2 separate regions of the Mus musculus genome follow, and region 2 is linked to region 1. Evidence: chromatin loops called from intact Hi-C (ENCODE). Cell type or tissue: heart. All regions are shown on one strand. Links, peaks and the distances in the headings refer to the core of each region. The heading gives the core; the rest is flanking DNA. Region 1 overlaps Dpep1 (dipeptidase 1). Region 2 holds the start of Pabpn1l (poly(A)binding protein nuclear 1-like).

What was found. Hi-C counts contacts between places; a loop is a spot of excess contacts. Peaks named below come from ENCODE experiments on the same cell type or tissue, not always from the same donor. Only the 100,000 strongest peaks of a DNase experiment are listed, where the experiment ranks them.
Region 2: it touches region 1 in a loop (2.3-fold over the local background); 3 of 42 quality-filtered maps call a loop at or near these places.

The regions. Positions count from the first base shown.
Region 1 is chr8:123,186,584-123,197,894 of GRCm38, forward strand. It overlaps Dpep1 (dipeptidase 1), which reads left to right. Exons shown (of 11, transcript NM_007876.2): 2 at 7,450-7,603. The coding sequence starts at 7,500. Among named protein-coding and RNA genes, the nearest start is that of Dpep1, 6.0 kb to the left of the region's middle. In heart, for the core only: a CTCF peak has its summit at 4,355 (motif pointing left); a DNase peak (open chromatin) is centred at 4,288; H3K4me3 peaks cover 307 bases; H3K27ac peaks cover 273 bases; H3K27me3 peaks cover 175 bases.
Region 2 is chr8:122,613,646-122,624,879 of GRCm38, forward strand. Trappc2l (trafficking protein particle complex 2-like) reads left to right here. Exons shown (of 5, transcript NM_021502.2): 3 at 276-363; 4 at 663-742; 5 at 1,746-1,946. The coding sequence ends at 1,791. Pabpn1l (poly(A)binding protein nuclear 1-like) reads right to left here and starts at 9,090. Exons shown (of 7, transcript NM_001007462.1): 1 at 8,789-9,090; 2 at 8,344-8,479; 3 at 8,003-8,070; 4 at 7,385-7,491; 5 at 7,200-7,287; 6 at 6,638-6,777; 7 at 5,826-6,128. The coding sequence starts at 9,031. The coding sequence ends at 6,089. It overlaps Mir6396 (microRNA 6396), which reads right to left and starts at 8,730; the gene lies at 8,620-8,730. In heart, for the core only: a CTCF peak has its summit at 4,465 (motif pointing right); DNase peaks (open chromatin) are centred at 2,646, 4,446 and 4,665; H3K27ac peaks cover 1,580 bases.

The DNA of each region.
Region 1 (11,311 bases), core at 1,117-9,116:
GAGGATGTCGTCGTCGAGCAACACCTTGAAGGGAGAGGCTCTGTGAGGCGAGGGTGTTCAGATGATAGACACGGAGGGGCAGGCAGAAAAAAAGTGTTCCCTCTGGATGCCCAGTCTGGTGTGGGGGAGGGTGAAGATGAAGCTAAAAGCGGGACCCTGTTTTAATGCAGGCAGGGCATTGAAAGCTGGGGTGATAAATGAGAAAGATGACCCTGTGGGGTAGAAAACTAGGAGCTATGTGGGACTCATAGGCAGGGTGAGGGGAGATATGAAGAAGTCACACCTGGGGATGGACTGGAGGTGTCAGAAGGAAGAACTACTCTTCAGGTGGCCTGCAACGTCATATGGCACAGCCCCTGAGGAGCTAGGCTTTGGGGACAGAGGTCAGGGTGAAGGTTTGGCTGTTGGTCCTGAAAATCTAGAGGTCTGAGGGATCTCTGTGCAGATGTCAGCCTGGTATACAGTTGGGAGACAGACTGGTCTGCTGAGCCACTGGTGACCCAGTGACGTCCCCCTGGGGAAAAGGCATACGGATAGATGATGGGCAAGCTACTGCTCCATATAGCCTCGCCAGAAGCCCTCGCTGGGGGCTCTAGTTTCGAGACCCCACAAGTAGTCATATGAAACTGAAGGCAGCATTGTAGACACCCAAGAAGGCATAGAACTGGGTGGTACCCGAGTGGCTGGGCGCATCCACCCCCGGGCCACCGGTAAGTGTGGCAGGGGCCATATGGAGAGTGTATGTCCTGACAGATGATAGGCCTATGTGGACACATGTGTCTACAGTTGTCTGGGCATCTGAGTATCTGCTTAATATGTGTGGAAAAGTCCACATATGGATTCCAAAGCACATCCATGTGTTTGGAGCTCTTTGTTTGGGAATGCCCAAGTGTTTCTGTCCGTGGTGACCAGCGTGAGCATGTGGGACCCGGGCAGGTCCGTGTCTGCGTGGATCCCTCTGTACAGAGAGTCACGTTCAGATGTGGATATGTATGCTCATACATGTCTACATGTATGTACATGTCTACTGAAGATGGTGTTTATGAGGGAGTACCTGTGTAACATGTAGTGTGTAACGTGTAGATTTACAGGCATACATGTGGAGTATGTTCTTACTGTTCGGGGATGCCACCCAACCAGTGTGTTGAGATGTCCCTGTGTTTGGACATGCGCTGTGACTTGTGATTATGGAGGGCATGAGATCATAGGTCTGAGGTCTATGTGCTGCAGTGCAGTTGTCTCTACTGCCCCATGGATGGCTGGTGGCAGGACCAAGGTCAAATTAGCCCATTTGGGTCTCAAGTTACAAGAGGCTGCTTAGAGGCAGCCTCCTAAGGTCCCGTATCCCAAGGAGCCTTGGTAGAAGGATCTGTGATAAATTCCGGTTAGCGATTTATTCCCGGGTCTTCTGTGTCAGGACTTGGTAACTGCAGGCCCATTGAGGCACCCTGCTCAATGTAGCACATTTTTTAGGGGTTTGGAATATGGTTTACTGATTGCTCCATGGCATCCTCTCTGACTCTGGTTGGAGTTGAAGAACACTGTTTAGGTAGCATGTGTTTATTTTTACTGTGTTCTTTCTGCTTTTGGCAAGTAAGCGTGTTTTTCTAGTGAGTAACACCATCCTATACATAGAATAAAGGGATGTGGTTCAAGGCCAACTGTTAGTTTGAAAGCGATACTTGAGGCCAGTGTTGGGTATGGATCTCTTGAGAAGCAATCACCAAGGCAGGCAGAAAGCAGTGTCTGAAACACACACACACACACACACACACACACACACATCAAATAAAAATGTAAAAAGAAAAGCTGGCTGGCCCAATGAAGCCAGCCACCTGGCTTCTGACCTGGGGCTGTCTATGCACCTAGGCTGTTAACTGGTCCCTCAGTGGGGCCATGCCAACATCACACGGTATCAGGTGCACTCCAAAGGGAGCCCTGTGGAGAGTGTTTGCAAAGAGTTTGTAGGGAGGCTCCCTAACCCAGCAGAGATGTCACAGACAGCTGGGGTTGGCGTTGGTTGACAGTGGGATTCTGAAATGCCCTGGATGAGATTCGAGAGAGACAGAGAGAGAGAGAGAGACAGAGGGAGTCAGAGAGAACTATACCCTAGTCAAGGCAGGAGGAAGCCACTGAGAGACACCCCACCCCACCCCGAGGCAGAAGTCTTCCAGAACCAGGATAGCTTTTCTCAACAGTGCTCCTGGTTCACTTGGAGAACCTCGATGTTGGGGCAAGCTCTTGTTGCCTGTCAGTGCAATTTCCAGTCCCACACAGCCCTGCCCCGCCCTGCCCCACCCACTCAGCTGCTGCCTCTCTACTCTTAAACATCAGGTAGAGGAGCAACGGGGATTGCTGGTCAAGGGACACTGTCAGTGCCGTGGAAAGTCCGGAAATGGGAAAACAGAGGCTGGAGTCCATTCAGCGAACCAAAGGGAACAAAAGAAAATAGTGTCGCTGCAGAGGGAAGTGGCTTTCGCAAGCAAAGCTGAGTGCCAAGGGGAGAACAAGAAGCCAGTCTTGGGAAGCTGAATATATAATTTCTGAGATACAACATGAAGACAAAGAGAGGAAGTCACCCAGGGACATAGAAAAAGAAAACACACACACAAATGCATGCATGCACACACACACATACACACACAAATGCATGCAGACACATAAACGCATGGACACACATACACACACACACACACACACACACACGAAACGCACACACACATACACGCACACCTGAAATGAGGCAGGGCATGGGGTGTGAGCCTAGGTAGGAGGATTGAAAGTTCAAGGCCAGCCTAGGCACCCCTCAAAATGAAAAGTAGGGTGTGGCGAGATAGTTCAGAGGTAAAATACTTGCCACAGAGGCATGAATTGAGTACATGAGTTTGTTCCCTGATGCTCATGTAAAAAAGCTGGGGCGGGGGGGGGCTGGTGTGATCGCTCAATGGTTAAGAGTGCTGACTGCTCTTCCTGAGTTCAAATCCCAGCAACCACATGGTGGCTCACAACCATCTGTAATGAGATCTGATGCCCTCTTCTGGAGTGTCTGAAGAGAGCTACAGTGTACTTACATATAATAAATAAATAAATCTTAAAAAAAAAAAAAAAGCTGTATGGGAGAGACAGAGACAGGCAGATCCCCGGAGCTCTTGGGCCAGCCAACCTAGCCAAATCCGTAAATCCCGGTTCCCAAAGAGAGATCCTGTCTCCCAAACCCTGTTCCCGAGAAGCACTATCAAAGGCGGTCCTCTAGCTTAGCGTGCACAAAGCCAGAGTCCAATCCCACACATTCCAAAGACAAAGTAGCCGTGTGGGCTAGCCCACTTACAAACAAGCACACTTCCACCTACACATAGACACACCCGCAAGATAAGTGAAGAGGGCGGGGACGGGCAGAGGGGGCACACGAGAACAAAGCGTCACATATGTATGTATGAAAGTGTCCATAAGACAGGGAGCTAGAGATGTACCTGAACTGGCAGAGTCTTCTCTAGCGTTCACGAGGCGCCAGGGCTCTAGTCTATCTTCCACATATAATTAGGTGTGCCCCACACCAGGCAGTAGGAGGCCAGAAGATCACAAGTTCAGGGTTACACTCAGCTAGTAAATTGGAGGATGCAGGAGACCCTGCCTTTAGAAATGGGAAAACAAACAAACAAACAAACAAAAAGCCCTCTCCAGGCAGTGGTGGCACATGCCTTTAATCCCAGCACTTAGAGGCAGAGAGGCAGGCGGATTTCTGAGTTCGAGGCCAGCTGGGCTACACAGAGAAACCCTGCCTCAAAAAAACAAAAACAAAAACAACAACAACAACAAAAAGAACTCAATGACAAACATGTAATTCACTGAGAAATCACAGAACTGATATCAGGAGGAGGCTACCACTCCCCAGAAAAGAAAAAAACATGCCGTCTGCAAAGGACTGGGGTAACAAAATATTATGATTTTATTATTATTTATATGCGGCTGACCCGACGACGACGTTCCTATCAACAGCTCAAGTGAGACAGACTTTGGAGCCTTCAAGCTCATGGGGAAATGGTTTACAACCCAGAACTGCACATCCAGCAAACCGTTGACCTGGTCTGAAAGCTGAATAGACATAATGCAGGCTTGCAAAAGCTCAGAAATGTGGTCCCTGCACACCCACTGCCAGAGGCTGTTGTGAAGACCTGTCCTAATCAAGTACGAGGCTAAGCCAAAACGGAGGAACAGTTAAAGCACAGATAATAAGTGGAAGCCGTAGGCTCCAAGCTGGCAGCTAGGGATCCTGGAGGAGGCGAAGCCAGATGAGAGCGCTTGGGAGGGAGGAGGCTGTGGTGTGAGGAGCCTGAAAGACCGGGAGAGTGTGGGAGCGCCACCCAGTGGGAGGACCTGGGCCAATCAAAAGTTCAGAACAAACGGGAAGACACTGCTTTTTTTTTTTTTGGTTTTTCGAGTCAGGGTTTCTCTGTGTAGCCCTGGCTGTCCTGGAACTCACTCTGTAGACCAAGCTGGCCTCAAACTCAGAAATCCACCTGCCTCTGTCTCCCGAGTGCTGGGATTAAAGGCGTGTGCCACCATGCCCGACTAAGACACAGCTTTTAAAGACAAAGGTTTTACTCTGCAGCCTAGGCTAGCCTCAAATGTGCCACTGTCCGACCTCAGCCTCCCAAGTGCAGGATTATAGAAGTTCTATGTATGAGCAAGTCAGTGTCTCGCCCTCTCCCAAAGGCTCAGTTCTGAGTCCTCTGACTCAGTGGTTCCCAGCATGTGGGTCAAACGACCCTTTCACGGGGGTCACGTATCAGATATCCTGCACACCAGGTATGTACAATACGATTCATCACAGCAGCAAAACTACAGTTAGGAAGTAGCAATGAAAATAGTTTTATGGTTGGGAGTCACCACACCATGAAGAACTGTATTTAAAGGGTCCCAGCATTAGGAAGGTTGGCTTTTTCTACTTAAGAAAAGAAGGCGACACAAGGACTTCTCAATTTTGAGAAATGTGAGCAGCTCATAAAATCCCAGATCGACCTACCTACAGTTGATGAAGCGGGATTCGAACCGGGAGCTCCAAGGCACACTATTCTGTTGTGTCCGGCCAGCAGACCACAACCTGGGTTCTAGCCTGGAAAGGCATTTTGGAAACCTGGAAGAGAAGAGGGGCTAGGTGGCGAGAGAAAAGAATGTAGCCAAGACAGTTACTCTGATCAAGGCTCAAATTTTATTGTTGCGACACTAGTTATGAAGGAAGGGGGAGGGGACCCGATTCCCGCCGAATAATCTCTGGTCCAGTAGAAAGGTGCACGTGTGTGGCTCCGCAGGTTCCAGCAGTGGGCGTGGCAGAACGAATGAGCAGGAAGCTCCACCCCTGAGCAAGCAGGTTTCAGGCTAGGGGAGGGGAGACTACACTATTCTGCTTTTGTGCTTTCCACATCTGAAGCAGGAGTGGAGCTCTAGCTTGATGCAGTCTAGGCAAAGGCTGCAATACTGAGCGCCAATCCCCAGCTCCTTTAGGGCTTTCCAACCAGCACAGAGATGACCGGAGACATTTGAAAAGCAGTTTTCAACAATCCGAGCTGGGCGTGGTGGTGTGCTTATACAATCCTGGTACTTGGATCGCATGAGTAAGAGTTCAAGGCCAAGCTGGGCAGTGGTGGTGCATACCTTTGATCCCAAGCACCCAGGAGGCAGAGCCCCCGAGTTCAAGGCCAGCCTGGTCCACGAAATAAAGTTCCAAGATTACACTGAGAAATCCTGTACAAAAAAAAAAAATGCAAAATTGCAAACAAGCAAAATAAATATCCCAAGAGAAATGATAAGAAGAGAGAACAGGCCGGGTGTGTGTGGTAGTGCACACCTTTAATCCCAGCACTTGGGAGGCAGAGGCAGGTGGATTTCTGAGTTTGAGGCCAGCTTGGTCTACAGAGTGAGTTCCAGGACAGCCAGGGCTACACAGAGAAACCCTGTCTCGAAAAAAAAAAGAAGAAGAAGAAGAAGAGAGAACAGATGAACCCAGCGGGTGCTGCTCCTAAGGGGATGTTGTGGAACATGATTTAGGCACTAAGGATTCTGGGAGGGAATTACATAAGGCTGCTAAACAAGGAGAGAAAGCGCTACCAAAGGAGTAACAAAGAAATAATTGTTATGTCTAATTGAAGGGGTTGAGGAAGGATACCGATTTAAAAACTGTAGTGAAAGCAGCAGGGTGGGGACTGGAGAGATGGCTCAGTGGTTAAGAGCACTGACTGCTCTTCCCAACTGTAACGAGATCTGACGCCCTCTTTTGGAGTGCCTGAAGATAGCTACAGTGTACTTACATATAATAAATAAATTAATTAAAAAAAAAAAGCAGCAGGGTGTGGCGGCCATGCCTGTAAACCCAGATCTTGGGGGGGGGGGGTGGGCAGCAGCAAAGACAGCAGGATTACCACAAATTCCAGTCCAGCCTGGGTTACAATGGGTTGCAATATCTCAGACACATCCTACCCAGAAGTGACAAGTTCTTTCCTGTCACACACCCACCCGCCTTAAAACACAGACACAGAGCACTGCAAACCCAACCCAGGGAAAATGGCAGCTGACAGAGTAGAGCAGGAGGCCTTCGTGGCCATCTTGTCTACAACAGTGGGTCACAGGGTTGAGTGTGTATGGTCACCTGACCCAGATACCACAGAGCTACAAGGACAGTGTCTCTTCCTGGGACTCAGGATTCTTGGGGCTTCTTTGCCAGGCACAATGGGAGCTGGGAAGATGACATATAAGATATGCTGACGGCTGCTACCTGACCCAGCCTCCCCAGCAATCATTGATGTGCTCTCAGCAGGGGGGGACCTCAGGCTGGGGGGGGGGGGGCTCAGACATCTGCCAAGGAAATACAGCTGACTAAGACCTTTCCTTTCTGGATCAGAAGGAAAAAGAGGCCTTGGTGCCTGGAGGCGGATAGGCACAGGGAGGACCTTTATTTATTTTATTTTTTTATTTCTTTTCTTTTTTTTTTTTTTTTTTTCCGAGGCAGAGTTTCTCTGTATAGCCCTGAGGCCTTGAACTCAGAAATCCACCTGCCTCTGCCTCCCAAGTGCTGGGATTAAAGGTATGTGCCACCACTGCCCAGCTAGGAGGACCCTTATTAGATGTTATAAAGGTACCAAGCCTCCAGGGGCAGATGCACCAGCAAGCCAGATGATAAGCAAACTGCTTTGCGCTAGCCCCTTCTGAGTCTGTCTTGGGGTCTAGAATGCCAGTTTCTTCCTAAGCTTCTACCTGGCCAACACAGCAACGCCCAGTGTGGTATCATCTGCGCTGCCTATCCTGAAAGGGAATGGAGTAGTTACTCATTGAACACTGGAAGTTGTAAACTGGACTCCGTCTTAATTACCCGGACCAAAGGCCTCTGTCCTTTCTCCTGATCAGGCACAGCAGCTCCATCTGGCCCTTAGACATTTTTTTCTGTTCTGTGCATAGGCACGGAGGTGCCAAAGCCGCTGTGGAAGCAGATCCCTGGGGACCTTGAAATGGTGATCATCTGGTGGTTCTGGTCTCTGCTGGCCATCTGTGCTTCGGACTCATTCCGGGACCAGGCAGTGGCTATCATGAGAACCACACCGGTCATCGACGGGTGAGTGGGTGACCCCCTATCGAGATGCCCGCAAGGGTCAGGGGCTTCCAGACCCCGGGGGGGGGGGACCTTTCCACCTGCTCAACCATGGATCCTGTCTTCTTCTGGCCTCAGCTTCTCAGTGGAGTATCTTAGGACCCACACAGTTTCAGCAAAAGAGAGTGTAAGAGGGACAGGAAAGTGTCCTGGTCCCTAGATCCCAGGGTTCATGAAGGTCAGAGTTTGGCTTTGTCTGGGGGATTCTGAGGTTTCCCGACTCTCTAGCCATATGTCTGAGGGAGGGATCCAAGTCCCCTCCCTGGATCCCAGCTGACAAGCTGAGGTGAGGGTGGCTTTACACCAGGAATGTCCTCTTGAGCATCCTCCAGGCTCCCTTCCAAGTGTCCCATTGCCTCTCTCATTTCTTCGTGGAGGTCACACAGCATGTGGGAGTACGGTGCATGGCCATTCCAAAGTGTCCCATCCCTCTGACGTCACTGGAATACCTGAAGACCTCTTGCCAGCTCCTTACCACGCAGCGGCCAGAGCATGGTCACTCTACAGCTAGCTAACTGTCCCTTCCTCCTATCCTGCAGGCCAATCACTTGCCCATTGGGTCATCCCTCCAATGGCCCTTCCACCAGCACCCTTGATCCCTGAGGCATACAGACTCTAGGGCCACCTTTAGACCTGGCAGAGATGGCTTTGCTTCTTCGGGAGAAAGGAATCCCATTTTGTCTTCCCATGGAGAGAGAAGAGGAGAGAGGTGGGCAGGGTGGCTCCAAGTATGGCAGGGGGCTCCTGAGGTATCTGGGACCTCTTTCAAGTGTTCCACCCCTCCCCAGCACCTACAGTGGGGATGAGTTTCCTAGACAGGCTGTAAGTGTCCTCAGACTAAAGATTAAAGTCCTTTCCCTGGAAGCTGCCTAGCCCTGCCATAGAGAGCTGGAGAGGCTGCCTCAGCCAGCCCAAACCTGTGCCTTTATCCATTCAGTAAGTGTATCATGAGAAATCTGCGCCAGGTACAGAGTGGGTGGGGCCAGAGAGGGAGGACAATCCATCCTGCCCATTCCGTGGCCGCCTTCTGAGAAGCTTGTATCCCCTTGTTGAGCGATGGATTGAGCACCGGCCTTAGGGAGGGGCCATTCCCTGAGCTTTCCAAGGGAACTTCCTGGACTGACTGGCTTTGGAATAGCTGTGACTGGGAGTGGATGGTGTTAGAGTGAAGCAGAGCTGATGGGTGGCAGGTGACTTAGAACATGGATGTCACACACCCGAGTCAATTAGCACATGATGCTGGGTGTCCTTGCTTCCACTTTGTAACCCCATGACTTGGGAGGCTGAGGCTAAAGGGTCACTGAAGGCTTGAGGCCATCCTGGATCTCATAATGACGTCATGCTCCATCTAGGATAATGGAAAGGCCCTGTTTGAAAATAGAAATGACTCCAGCCACAGTGGTACAGGCCTTAAATCCCAGCACCTGAGAAGCTGAGGCAGGTGGGTCTCTTTGAGTTTGAGGCCAGCCTGGTATACAGAGTGAGTTTCAAGACAGTCAGAGCCACATAGTGAGATCATGTCTCAAAAAAACAAAAAACAAAAAATCACAAACACAAGCCAGGGGTTGGAGAGTGGGCCCAGTGATTAAGAGTAGTTGTTGCTCTTGGAGAGGACCAGGGCTGGTTGTTCTTCTTCTTTTTTGGGGTTTGTTTTTTTTTTTTTTTTTTTTTTGGTTTTTCAAGACGAGATTTCTCAGTGTAGCCCTGGCTGTTCTGGAACTCACTCTTAGACCAGGCTGGCCTCAAACTCACAGAGATCCACCTGCCTCTGCCTCCCAAGTGCTGGGTTTAAAGGTGTGCACCACCCCTGCCCAACTCAGGGTTCAGTTCCTAATATCCACATAGTAGCTTACAGCCATCTATAAATTCAGTTCTGGGGAAATCCAATGCTGTCTTTTTTTTTTTTTTTTTTTTTTTTTTTTTTTTGATTTTCGAGACAGGGTTTCTCTGTGTAGCCCTGGATGTCCTGGAACTCACTTTGTATACCAGGCTGGCCTCGAACTCAGAAATCTGCCTGCCTCTGCCCCCCAGTGCTGGGATTAAAGGCGTGCACCACCACACCCGGCGTAATGCTGTCTTATCTCTGTGGGCACAAGGCACACACATGGTACACATATATATGTGTAGGCAAAAAATAAAATACACACATAAAATTAGATGAATAAATCTAAAAAAAAAAGCACACAAAACAGGTTGGGTAGGGTGATATGAACCTGTATCATGGGGAAGGCAGAGGCTGGCAGATCACAGCAAATTTTAGGCCAGTTTGAGCTACATAGAGAGTTTTAGGCCATCCAGAGCTGCATAGTAAGACCCTGTCTCAAAAGAAGCTAACTCTTAAAACAAAAACAAACAACAACAAAACTATGTGTTTCACAGTGACATTTGGGAAAGGGGCTGTGGACCTCCAGGGGCTCTAGGATATTGCCTAGTGTCTTAGTGAGGGTTTTACTGTTGTGAACAGACACCATGACCAAGGCAAGTATTTTTGTTTAAAGATTTATTTACTTATTTATTTTATGTGAGCACACTGTAGCTGTCTTCAGACACACCAGAAGAGGGCATCAGATCTCATTACAGATGGTTGTGAGCCACCGTGTGGTTGCTGGGAATTGAACTCAGGACCTCTGGAAGAGCAGTCAGTGCTCTTAACTGCTGAGCCATCTCTCCAGCCCCCAAGACAAGTATTATAAAGGACAACATATATTTGGGGCTGGTTTACAGGTTCAGAGATTCAGTCCATTATCATCAAGGCAGGAACATGGCAGCATCCAGGTGGGCATGGTGCAAGAGGAGCGGAGAGTTCTACATCTTCATCTGAAGGCTGCTAGTGGAAGACTGACTTCCAAGCAATTCAGATAAGGGTTTTATAGCCAACACTCACACTTTATAGTGACACACCCACTCCAACAAGGCCACACCTACTCCAACAAGGCTACACCTACTCCAACAAGGCCACACCCACTCCAACAAGGCCACACCTACTCCAACAAGGCCACACCTACTCCAACAAGGCCACACCCACTCCAACAAGGCTACACCCACTCCAACAGGGCCACACCTCCTAATCGTGCCACTCCCTGGGCGGAGCATATAGAAACCATCATACCTAGTGACACATAGCCGTCCTGTTTTTATAGAAGCTGGCAACAGATATAAAATCACCTAACGATGCATCTTGGTGGGCAGATCCAAATGACTACTGTTAAGTAACTTATTCACCTTAATAATTCACTCTCCCCGGAAGATGCCCCATGTCGATTAGAGACCGAAAGTGGGACAAAGCCAGAGCTTGGGAAGGGAGACGGTCTCTGCTCACCTTACAGGGCCCTTGAGCCCCTCTTAACACAACTGCAGCCACGAGAAGGGTGGCACACCGGCCTCCTCAGCAGTCCTGAGCATACAAATCAGCAGAGTGAAGATCCCAGGCAATAGTTCTGATGGCCTGAGCCTAGAGTCTTAGAATAAGCCTGCACTGGGTGCTCCTGGAGCGTCTGCTGGAGCCCAGTGACAGGTCAGGCTCTGTAGCAGCATAAGCAGGGGTGATAAATACATAAATCGATGAATGAATGAATGAATGAATGAATGCCCTCCTGCTAGCTGCTGCTAACTCAGGGGCTAGCTCCTGGAACTCTCCTTCCTCAGGGGATCAAAGCCCTTTGGAGTCAGATG
Region 2 (11,234 bases), core at 1-8,000, 570 kb before region 1:
TGTTGCAGTCACTGTGTTAACACTGATGGCAAAAGTTAACATCCCAAGCCCAGGATCAGTTCAAAAGGAGGCTGGGCTGTTCCCCAGTTCAGGTGCACACCTGCATGGTTCCTGCCAAGCCACCCAAGCCTGGCACTTCCTCTGACTCCAGGTATTAGGCTTCTCTGAAATGAGTGTTCACAAAGGTCTTGCAGGCTCTTGATTGTGATGCGGTGTGTGTCGTATGCAGTCACACAGCCTCTGTGCCAAGGCTTGTTCCTTAACCAGCCGTGCAGATATGGGTATGTGACCAATTCCAAGGTGAAATTTGTCATGGTCGTGGATTCCTCCAATACAGCCCTTCGGGACAACGAGATCCGCAGTGTAAGTGCAGAGGGCTGAGGTGGGTATCTGCCCCTCACTTTCCGCACTGGGAAGGCAAAAGCCTGCAACAGCCCCATGAGTGCGTTCATCTAACCGGTGTTCGTTTGCTCTTCTACTTTTTGTTTGTTTGTTTGTTTGTTTTTTGAGACAGGGTTTCTCTGTATAGCCTTGGCTATCCTGGAACTCACTCTGTAGCCCAGGCTGGCCTCGAACTCAGAAATCCGCCTGCCTCTGCCTCCCAAGTGCTGGGATTAAAGGCATTTGCCACCACTGCCCGGCTTCGTTTGCTCTTCTTTTAGATGTTCCGGAAGCTGCATAACTCTTACACAGATGTGATGTGCAACCCCTTCTACAACCCGGGAGACCGCATCCAGTCAAGGTGGGACCTGCTTTTTGATAACATGGTCATTAGGAAAGCAAGGGAACCACGTAGGAGCCCTGTCCCAAGGCCACTATTTCAAAGCAGTCAGCCCCATTTTTCTAACGTAGCGCTGACACAGACCTCTGTGTGTATGGGCAGATTGGGCCAAGGCTCACCCATCTGACCTCCCAGGTGTGTCTGTGGGTACCTGAGGACCTAGAGAAGGCTCAGCAAGGGCTCATGCTGTGGCATACCCTTTTCGGAGGCAATGTCCTCCTGTTGCTTGGCGTGCCTTTTGTGTTGGCTTGGGTGTCTCCCTTCCAGCTGGATGGACCTCATGCAGGTGCCTCATCAGGGGGCATGGACTTCATATGCAGGCACTGCAAACCTGCTTCCAGAATTTTCTTTCTTTCTTTTCTTTCTTTTTCTTTTCTTTTTTTTAAAGATTTATTTATTTAGTATATGTAAGTACACTGTAGCTAACTTCAGGCACCCCAGAAGAGGGCATCAGATCTCATGATAAATGGTTGGGATTTGAACTCAGTACCTTCCTTCGGAAGAGCAGTCAGTGCTCTTAACCGCTGAGCCATCTCTCCAGCCCCAGAATTTTCTTTTTCAGGGACTGTTCCCAAGGAGTTGCTTTCAGTTGACAGGTGGCTCAAGCAGGCCCTTGAGTGGCACCTTCCTTTAGCCGAGACATCAAGTATTTTGGGTCCACCTAGATCCTAAGACAGAGAACCCAGGTGTCCCTAAGCCATACAGGGCAAAGACAGCACTGCCTGCTCGTGGGGCTCATTGCTTATCCCTGCCTGCTCCCTGTGGACCTTACCGTGGGAGACATGCTGTGGAAATCTGTGGAATAAGAGGCCTGTGGAGGCTGTGCAAGGGTGGTGGGTGTCACTGCCTGGCATGGTGGGTACAAAGTCTGCTTCCCTGAACCCTAGGAAAGCTCCAGAATCCCGAGGATCCGGTCGGGCAGGGCCATAGCCCGTCCTGCTCTAAATCTGGATTCTCTTCTCAGGGCCTTTGATACCATGGTGACTTCCATGATGATCCAGGTGTGCTGAGTGGGGACCTCTGCCTGCCTCAGTCGTTCAGAAGAGAAGCCTGCGTTCACCCCTGTTGGATGATACTTATTTATTCCCTTTCTGCTCCCTGAGTGTACCCTGTGGGCAGGGCTGTGTCCCCTGTGCTTTTCTACTAAAGGCCTCACAAGATGAGATCTACGTTGTCCTGTGTCAGCAGAGAGGGCTCAGCTGAGGACCAGCTAGCTGGTCTCAGAGACTCTAGAGTGATGTAGGGGCTGTGACCACAGCTGGGTGGTATAGGGGAGGATGCTGTGATAGGAGACTGTGGGCCTCCATTGTCTGAGCAGGTGGGTGGTTCAGAAGGGTGTAGGGTATGGGGAGCCGAGAGCCAGCTTCAGAGAATAGAGACGATCCAGGGCGGACAGACACACACCTTCCTTCTTGGGCAAGGGCCCTCGACGTTCTGGATCTGCCATTCATTGCTAGCCTTAGCCCAGTGCTGTGCCCAGCGCTAGCCTCAGGGGGTGGTAAGAGGTGTAAAGCTCTGTGGGACACAGCAGCAAAGCGTGTCTCCCATGTCGCAGAGGAGAACCTCCAGGAGCCTTTCCTGTCTGTGAGCATGGAGACCAGCAAGGTCCCCAGTGCTGCTCCTAGGCCATGCATCCCCAGGGACAAACCAGGCTCTCCTCAGAAGTCCTGTGGCTGTGTGGAGGTGGTGCCTGAAGCTGGCTCTTCCATGCCTCCGGGCAGCGTAGCTAAATACTGGTGTCCTAGGAGAGGCAGAGGCCAAGAGGACCTGTCCTGAGCCTGAGTCCCCTTTAGCTGTCATGGCTCCATGCTGTCTTCAGAGTCTCTGGCTTCCCCAAGTCCTCAGCCAAGGACCTCCCCTTCGCTGTAGAGTGTCTCATGCCTGGGCCCAGCAGGCTGGGATTTGTCCACGTGAGCTGGGTGGAGTGGGAGAGAGTCCATCTCTGCATCTCAGGGCTTCTCTCCAAGAGCACAAGGTTATTACAAAATGCAGTACGAAGAGAAGCCAGACCACCCACCTGATCGATAAAAGTGAGAAATGAAGTTGCTTTGAGAAGTTCAACATGCAGCTGACTGACATGGACAGAGCCCAGATGGACTTGGTTAAAGCCTTTAGTGGGGGGTTGGGTTTGGCAAGGGAAGGAAGGAGCACCAGTCAGGTGGGATCTTGGGAGGTCACCCTCCCTGAGTATTAGCTGCCCTGGAAACTGCATCTTATGCCCCAGTCTTCCCTCCTCACAGAGTGAGCCTCAGGTTTCCTGGAGAAACTTGGCTCAATGCCGGTTGCTACCCTCCCCCTTTCCTCTTCATACCAGGACAGGCAGTTACAATGTGTAAAAGGTGGTTCTGGGAGGAACCTGCAGGAAAGATACTTTAAAAGTAGGTCTGGCTGGTGTGTAGAACACTCGAGGCTCTCTGCTCTCTTCCTGCCTGGAAGCGGGAGGTTAGGTCTCCCTCTTGAGAGCAAGACGACGAGATGAGGGAGCAAAAGGGGCCTAAGTCTGGGCTGATGAACCAGCCCTGGACGGCTTGCGTCAGCTTTTCTTTCTTTCTTTCTTTTAAGATTTATTTATTTATTATATGTAAGTCACTGTAGCTGTCTTCAGACACACCAGAAGAGGGAGTCAGATCTCATTAGGGATGGTTGTAAGCCACCATGTGGTTGCTGGGATTTGAACTCAGGACCTTCGGAAGAGCAGTCGGGTGCTCTTACCTGCTGAGCCATCTCACCAGCCCCCTTGCGTCAGCTTTTCATGTGAGGCAATAACATAGAGCTCTCTCCTGTTTGGGTTTTCTGACAGATTATGTGTAAGAGCACTGTGTGTGAGAACATTGAGTCTTCTCACTATCAAGCTCAGCAAAGAAAGCTTATAATGTGCTCTGCTCGCCTGGGTGTGGGCATCAGGCTTGCAGGTGAATTCCACCCTGAGGTTGGCCTCGGAGACCATGGTCACCGCCTGCCTGTTAAGAGGCAGGCTGTCCACCCCGGAGCCAAGATGGTGGCTCTGGTTAGCTTGTGATTTGCTGCAGGTAGTCTGTAGGGCCATCAGCTGCCTGTCTTCCCTTCTGGTACTGTCCTTCTACAGACCTGGGTCCAGGGCGCCTTACTCTGAGAGGGGAAACTGTGGCTTGCCATTGACAATGCTCACGGCAGAGACTGCAGGGCTGGTAGGGTTCTCACTACTGTGTAGACGCTGTGCTGAGGGGTGTTTGCACCTCAGCCTTCTGTCCTTGGCTTGGACAGACCTGGGTCTATCAGGAAGAACTCCCGGGTCCTTCCCAAGAAGAGAACTTGGCATATACATATATGTATATATATGTATATGTGTGTATATGTGTATTTATATATGTATGTGTAAAACTTGGCGCATATATATATGTGTATATAAAAATACATATATATACACACACAAACACACACACACACACACACACACACACACACACTTATGCATGTATATATGTCCAAGGCTCAGGAGCAAATATCCTGCCAGGAGACCCAGGCCAGGGACTTGGAAGTCCTGAAGCTGGAATTGAAGAGGAGCAGGCATCATCCTTGTCAAGGGCCCTGCCAGGTCACTTACTTTGATACTGGGGAACCCTCCCCCCCCCCCAACCCCCCGCTTCCCGCAAGGCCACCCTAGGGCCAATTTGCTGTTCACCATCTGCCCACTGGGTGGCAGTCACTCCTAGCTGGTCAGGATGGAACCAATTGCTTCCAAAGGTTAAAAAAAAATAAAAAGGCTGTCCAGGCTCACGGGGGCTACTGTATTGATACCACAGGCCAACTTGCCTTGGCCAGTTAACACAGTAGCTGGGGGCAGGGCTACTTCCTGCATGCCCAGAGAGAATCTACTCTAGGTCTTGGCCAGCTCCTGGAGCTGCAGCGACTCTTTGCAAGCCTCAGCTCAGACTCTGCCTCCCTTGTTCACAGCTGTCCCAAGCCTCACCCGCTGTTGGATGTGTGGTCCACAGGCAGTCTGGAATGCTCCTGGAGTAGTAGTTATTGTGATGGCGATGATGATAGGAGCTTACTGTGTAGCCCCGGCTGTGCTAGAGCTCACTCTGTAGACCAGGCTGGCTTCAGACTCACATAGCTCCACCTGTCTCTGCCTCCTGAGTGCTGGGATTAAAGGTGTGCACTACTACACCTGACTCTGGAGTTAATTCTTACGTTTCTTCAGAGATCTTTTTTCAATAAGGTCACAGGCTGCCTTTGGGCTTTGGAGGTGAAGATGTGGTTGCATTGGGGGGTGGGATATCCACTGAGGACAGGGGACATGTGAAAATGGCTTGGGGGGGGTCACGCATGGATGGAGCCTAGAAAAGGGCACAGCTCGTTCTCAGAGCTCTCCAGGTTCGGGGAGCAGGAGAAGCAAGGCAGCTCTACTGGGGCTTAAGGATAACATTAACATACAGCAAGGTGGTAAGTGCAGATTAGCGTGTGTATCCGCAGACCTGGGCCTGGCTAGCTCTCTTCCTGAGTACAGTGGCAGAGCAGGGTAGCCTGTCTGCCAGATACACACACACACACACACACACACACACACACACACAACATATTCACAGACATACACATACACTCAGACACATACAGACACACACATTCACAGACACACACATATACACTCATACACACAGAGATACAAACACTCAGACCCACACACACTCAGACACACACACCCTCAGACACAGACAGACAGACAGACAGACACTGTTCAGCATAGAAGGCCCACTTTTGCTTCTTACACTCAGAGTTCAGCATAGAGGCCCCACTTTTGCTTCTTGACCTGACCAGCTCAGATAACTTCAGCAGGATGGAGGTGAAGTGCTGGTGTATCTAGAGAGCCAGTTTGAGGCATGGAGGAAGAATTATGGCGATGGAGTTTTGGAGTTTGGTTGAATCAGAAGGCAGAGCCAGAGCCCCCCCTCTGGACTCATGCCATATCCCATTACCACCCTCTGTGTGGGGAGCCTTGGAGAAAGGGTCAATGCTAACCTGTATCTGAGGGAGAATCAAGAAATGAGGCTGATCACATGTTCTTAAAATATATTCAAGTTTAATAATTTACATTCTACTATTAACACACATATCTATTTTTCTTTAAAAGTACTCGAGAATGCCAATCCCAGCATACCCTGAGCCTTCCTCCCCTCCCTCCCCTCCCTGCCCAGTGCCTTCCCACTGGGACCTGGTGATCTGGGCACCTTCAAAGGCCCTTGGGGGCTGCCAGGCTAGGAGCCCCATCTGGAGGGAGTGGAGACAGCAGTTTACTCCTGGTCCCGCTTTAAAAACTGGGCTGTTCTTTCAGTAGGGAGAGAACCACTGTGGTGCTCCTCCATGGCCCCTGCAGAGAGTTGGGGGTGGGGGAGAACAAAGGCAGCTCAGTTGTCTTCAGAGGGGATAGGCCTGGAGAACATCAGGGTTAAAGTTACCACCGAGCTGCCCAGAAACTGTTGGGGGCGCCTTTGCTTTATTGAGGGGGTGACTCCAGAGAAGGAAGCCTGGGGCTAGAATTTGTCACATGGGCTCAACTGCAGCCTTGTTTATACTAGTTAGCCTATGCTTCAGGCCAGAGGAGGCTGCTTGTCGCCTGCAGAGTCCTAGTGCCCAGGAACAAGTAGCCCCACCAGGCAGGGAGCAAGCTTACACAGAGCCTGCACAGGCTGCTGGAAGCCACGAGGCCTCCCCCTCAGCCCCTTGCCAAGTGCCCCAACCTTTAAGGCTCATGTGAGGGACAATAGTCTTCCCTTAGCATGACACTGTGCAGATTGGCTACAGCCAGCATAAGGGTCAGGCTCCAAGAATCTTGCTGCTCAGATCTCCAGACTCAGAGTCCCACTTGGGCCCACTTACCGGCTCCGTCCATGGGCTCTTAACCGAGCTTTTCGATGGAGGCTACCGTGCAGGAAGGCAGCCCTGTTGCCCGAGTGTGTCCGCAGCCCTCCACGGTCTGTGGAGCTGATGCCTGGGAAGTTCGTCCTTTTGGGAAGTACCTGGATGGAACCCATGTCATGCTCCAAGACACTGGTCTGTACCCTTCTTGCCAGGGTGGCCTGAAGCCAGGGCCCAGGCTGAGACCAGGGCTTGGGGCTCCTGACTTGTGGTATCACTTAGGCTGAAATAATCCCTCCAACTTTTCTCAGATGCAAATGTGATCACAGGACATCCTGGTAATAGCCAGCATCTTCCTGGCCCATTCTGGCAGGCCCCGCCCACACCAAGCCCCGCCCACGCCAAGCCCCACCCTAGGTCTGAGAGTTTTCATCACTTCCTAACTCTGATTAATGCCCACCCAGCTAAGATGCACAAAGGGTCAGGCACTCTAACCTCTCCGAGCCTGGTGGAGGATTTGTGAGTTATTGCACAAGGCTCAGTGGTGGCCCACAGGCGCATGGAGACCCCTGGGGAAACATACCTTGATGACCCGACCTCGGAAGGTGCTCTCATCCAGCCCCACAGCAGCCTTGACAGATCTGTGCGAAGCAAACTCTATATATGCATAGCTGGGGGAGGACAGAGGTGGTGAACATTGGAGCAAGGAGTGAGGGGCTAGCTCCAGCCCCACCCACACTGCCCAGCCTGCCATAGCCCGACACTGACCCCTTGGGGTGTCCAGAGAACTTGTCGCACAGGATAGTGACCCGGTGAATCTCCCCACAGGGACTGAAGTAGGCCTCCAGCTCTGCAGCTGAGCCACCATAATCCACCTGCTCACAGAAAGGGTACCTGGTATAAGTGCTGGGCTATCCCCGTCTCCCTCCTGCTGAGGCGTTGTGGCAGAAAGGGGTTGGAGGGACCCCCCCCCCAAGGTTGGTTGGCCCCTGGCTGGGCATGGGCTGAAGTTGTATCCACTCCTGCCCAGGGTTCAGTGCTGAGAGACAGTTAAGTGTTTCCTGTGTGGACAGCTGGTTGGGTCTCAGGAATTAGCACATGCCGGGTATGTGGCCCATTAAACCTGAATGCTTGACCTCACCTTCGGTTGAATGAACAGTCAAGGCCTGGGCACTATTCGGCCCCGTGGGTTTTACCTTCCCTCTGCACCAGGCCTCCCACTTTGGCCTTGGAGACACTTGCATTTACAACTCCATAGCCTCCTGCCTCAAACTCATAGCCAGCTCCACCCAGGCCAGTCGTGGAGGGGTCTGCCCAGCTAAATGCCCTAATTGGGGGCAGACACCCTAGGAGGGCTATGACCACGCCACCCCCCTCTCTACTCACATTGCCTACAAAGACAGATCTGTGGTCAGCCTCCACATTTTCCTTGGAGGTCCTAGAGAAGAAGCAGTCTGTAGGGAGAGAGAACCTCAGAACTAGCGGGAGGACCTCATTGAGGAGCCCATTCCTCGTGACCCCCAGGGAAGGTCGCCCAGGCTCCCGCGGTCACACTGTGGATTGTGGGTGCGATTCAGAGTATTCCCTCAATTGTCCTCATATGCAGCCCATGCCGAGTACTCTTCCACTGAACACAGGTGGGTTTAGAGTCTTAGCTAAGTGGTCAAGGATTTAGAAGGACAGTTGTCCATCTGAGGACAGGGTTGGCGAGAGTCCCAGGTTCCTACCTACGGTCTCAGGGCTCAGCAGCTGTCTGACCTCAGCCCTCTCTTCCTCTGTGGCCTTTCTCTGTACACAGGGTGGCTCCGGCTGGGCTTCAGCATGCTCCATGGCCCACAGTTTCAGCTTGATGGCCTCCAACTCCTGTTGGCCACGCCACAGTAAGTTTGAGATGGCCTTCAGGCCCCTCTAGAATGGAGGGCAGGTGTGGCCAGCCAGCGCCGGCAGAAAGCCATAGCTACTAGGGGATAACCAAGATCACCCTGTTGTTCCTGTAGCCATAGTCCAGGACTAGGAGCTAAGGCCCCTGGTACCTCTCCTGCCCGGATACCTCCCCCTAGTCAGAGAGGCCTCTGAGGTCTGAAGCACTGGCTCCTTCGCCCCTAGTCACCTGTGCTCCTCCCTCCATGCCCAGGTCCACACCTTCCTGCACGGTTTGTGACGGGGTGCTACCTGGTTGAATACTGGGGACTTGGCCAGGTTCTCTGGTTCCAGCAGGGAGAGAAGGAAGCTCGCATCTTCATTTTCCTCTGCTTCCTTGTCACTTCCTGCTCTACTCCCAGCCCTTGGCACCAAGGAGGTCTTTTCAGTCCTGCCCCAGGCCCCCCAACCTTGGGCCTCAGGATCTGAGGAGACCGTCTGGAGCCAGGCTTCAGTGGGGGGTGGGAAGAGCTCATTGCTCAGGTAAGGCTCCATCTGTAGGTGAGGTAGGCGAGGAGGGCGGACCTGGGGAGCCTTGCCTCTCTGGGTCTGCTTACCTCTGCAGCTGCATCTACCCCGTGGCCCTCCCTTTTAAGTGCTCCCCCTGACCAGCTGCTTTCACTAAAGCCCTAAAGATTAAGAAGGCCTCCCAGCTTGGGCTAGGCTACTGACCAGAGGGGTCAAAGGTTGAATATCTCCTGTCTTCTTCACCAGCTGCATCCCTGAAACACTCAGGGGAGGGTGGATGAGAGCCCAAAGCGGGGTGGGCAGGGACTCACATGACCATGGCTACGCTGTGAGCTTCCTGGAGTCTGCCTGTCACCTGGATATGCCGCGTGCCCTGACCACAGCTCTGACAATAGAACCTAACTGATAATCGGATCTTGTTCAAGCTACCTAATTGTCCTATGAAAAGGACAGATTTCAGGGAGAGGTGGCACTGTGCATGTCAGGATACATTGGGTCAGTTTGAGCAAGCCACCCCTTCCCCCGACCCCCTTCACCCCCACCCCCACCCCCGAGGGCTAAGAGTTCAGGCCTAGGTGGGAGTCTATTATAGCCAGGCACTAGTTAGATGGTTCTTGTTGCCACAAGGAAGGCTCAGGCTGAGCTGTACAACCTGGGTGACATCTACTTGGCGGTGTAGGCTGTAGGCGGGTACATCAGTTCCCAGCCCTGTTCATCTGTTGCCCCTCTGCCCTCACCTCCCAGGACTGCTGCCTGCCAGCCTACATCCATTGACTCCTTACTGGGGCTTCCAGCAGAGGGGCGGATCTAGAAACATATTGCTGGCTTTTGGCTAGACACGGGTACCGATGATTCTTGAGGCTACCCTGCTGAGCCTCTGAGTCAGCTGTGTGTGTTAACATGACCCTAAGAGGTCTCCACAGGGAATTTCTGGTGACTCCATAGCCTCATGTCTTCTGTGACCCTGTCCCCAGGCTCGGCAATAGGGTCTCTCTGAGAATCTGGCTCAGGTAGGAGATGGGATTAGTTTAGCTATATTGTAAGTGGAGTCTGGTGGCTGCCACCCCCACATCCTGGGATTGGCAGAGGGGTTGGGAGGCCGAGGCGGGAGCAGCTGTGGCTGGTGCAGCCCTAAGAAACTGTGTGCTTCTGACCCTAGCCTGACTCCTCATGTACCGTTTAATTCTTCAAAGTGGCTGAAAGCTGTATCACGCTTCATGTGATGGCTCATACTTATACTCAGTACTGGGGCAGGAAGATCACAAGTTCAAGGCCGGCTTGGGATCCAAAGTGAGGTACTGTCGAAAACAACTCACTAGTAATAAAAACTGGTGTGGGTTCCATGCCTCATAAAAGAAGGAGACTCTGTGGAATAGTCACATGACCTGAGATAATGTAGTCTGAGTAGAGACTAGTCACATGACCTGAGATGTAGTGACTGAGTGGCACTGGGCTCTCCCCAGCCCTGCTTCAGTTTCTTCCCTAGGTCTTTCCTGGCCAACCAGAGCTGCTCAGGGGCAGCATCCACATCTATACTGAGAACAAGCTGGCCATACAGGATGGACTGGACAGGGATAGACAAGCGGCCACGGATGTCCTCCTGCACGCCCTCCATCTCTTTGTATGAAGCTCTCTTGGGGTCCGGCCTGGATTTTTCCTGTACTTCCATGTGGAAGGCAGGGCATGGCGGGCCGTTCCCAGGCCAAGGCCGTCTGGATGGGGCTCAGGCCCTCCCTGGCCAGTCTCCCCCCTGAGCTCAGTGTCTGCAGTGGAAAAATTTTGTCACCCTCCTCTCTGTGCTATCCTGAGATCGCTGACACGCCAGGCCCAGTGGGGCTCCAGCCAGGCGCCTGGCCTAGGGACAGGCTTACCCCGATGCTGGCCTTCCCAACAATGCCTTCAAAAATACACCATGTTCCAAGCCGGTCACAGTACTAATGACAGTCGCTTCCTCCAGGCAGCTACTGGTGCAGCCTGAAGCGCTATGGCTGGGTGTCTGGTTCAAGAGGAGCCTTCTCTTTAGCCAGGACACAGTTGCCACAGGAGCAGATGGAGAGAAGGGTCTTTCTGCTGAGCCGCTCTGAGGCTCTCAGTGACCCCTCAGGCCTTGAGTGTCCCTTCAGTGTTCCCTCAGACCCAGTGTCTCCACCAGGCCCTCAGTGCCCCTCAAGCCTTTGCTGTTTTTCTCAGCCAGGTCTCACCATCTCCCTCGTGTGGACAGCTCAAAGAA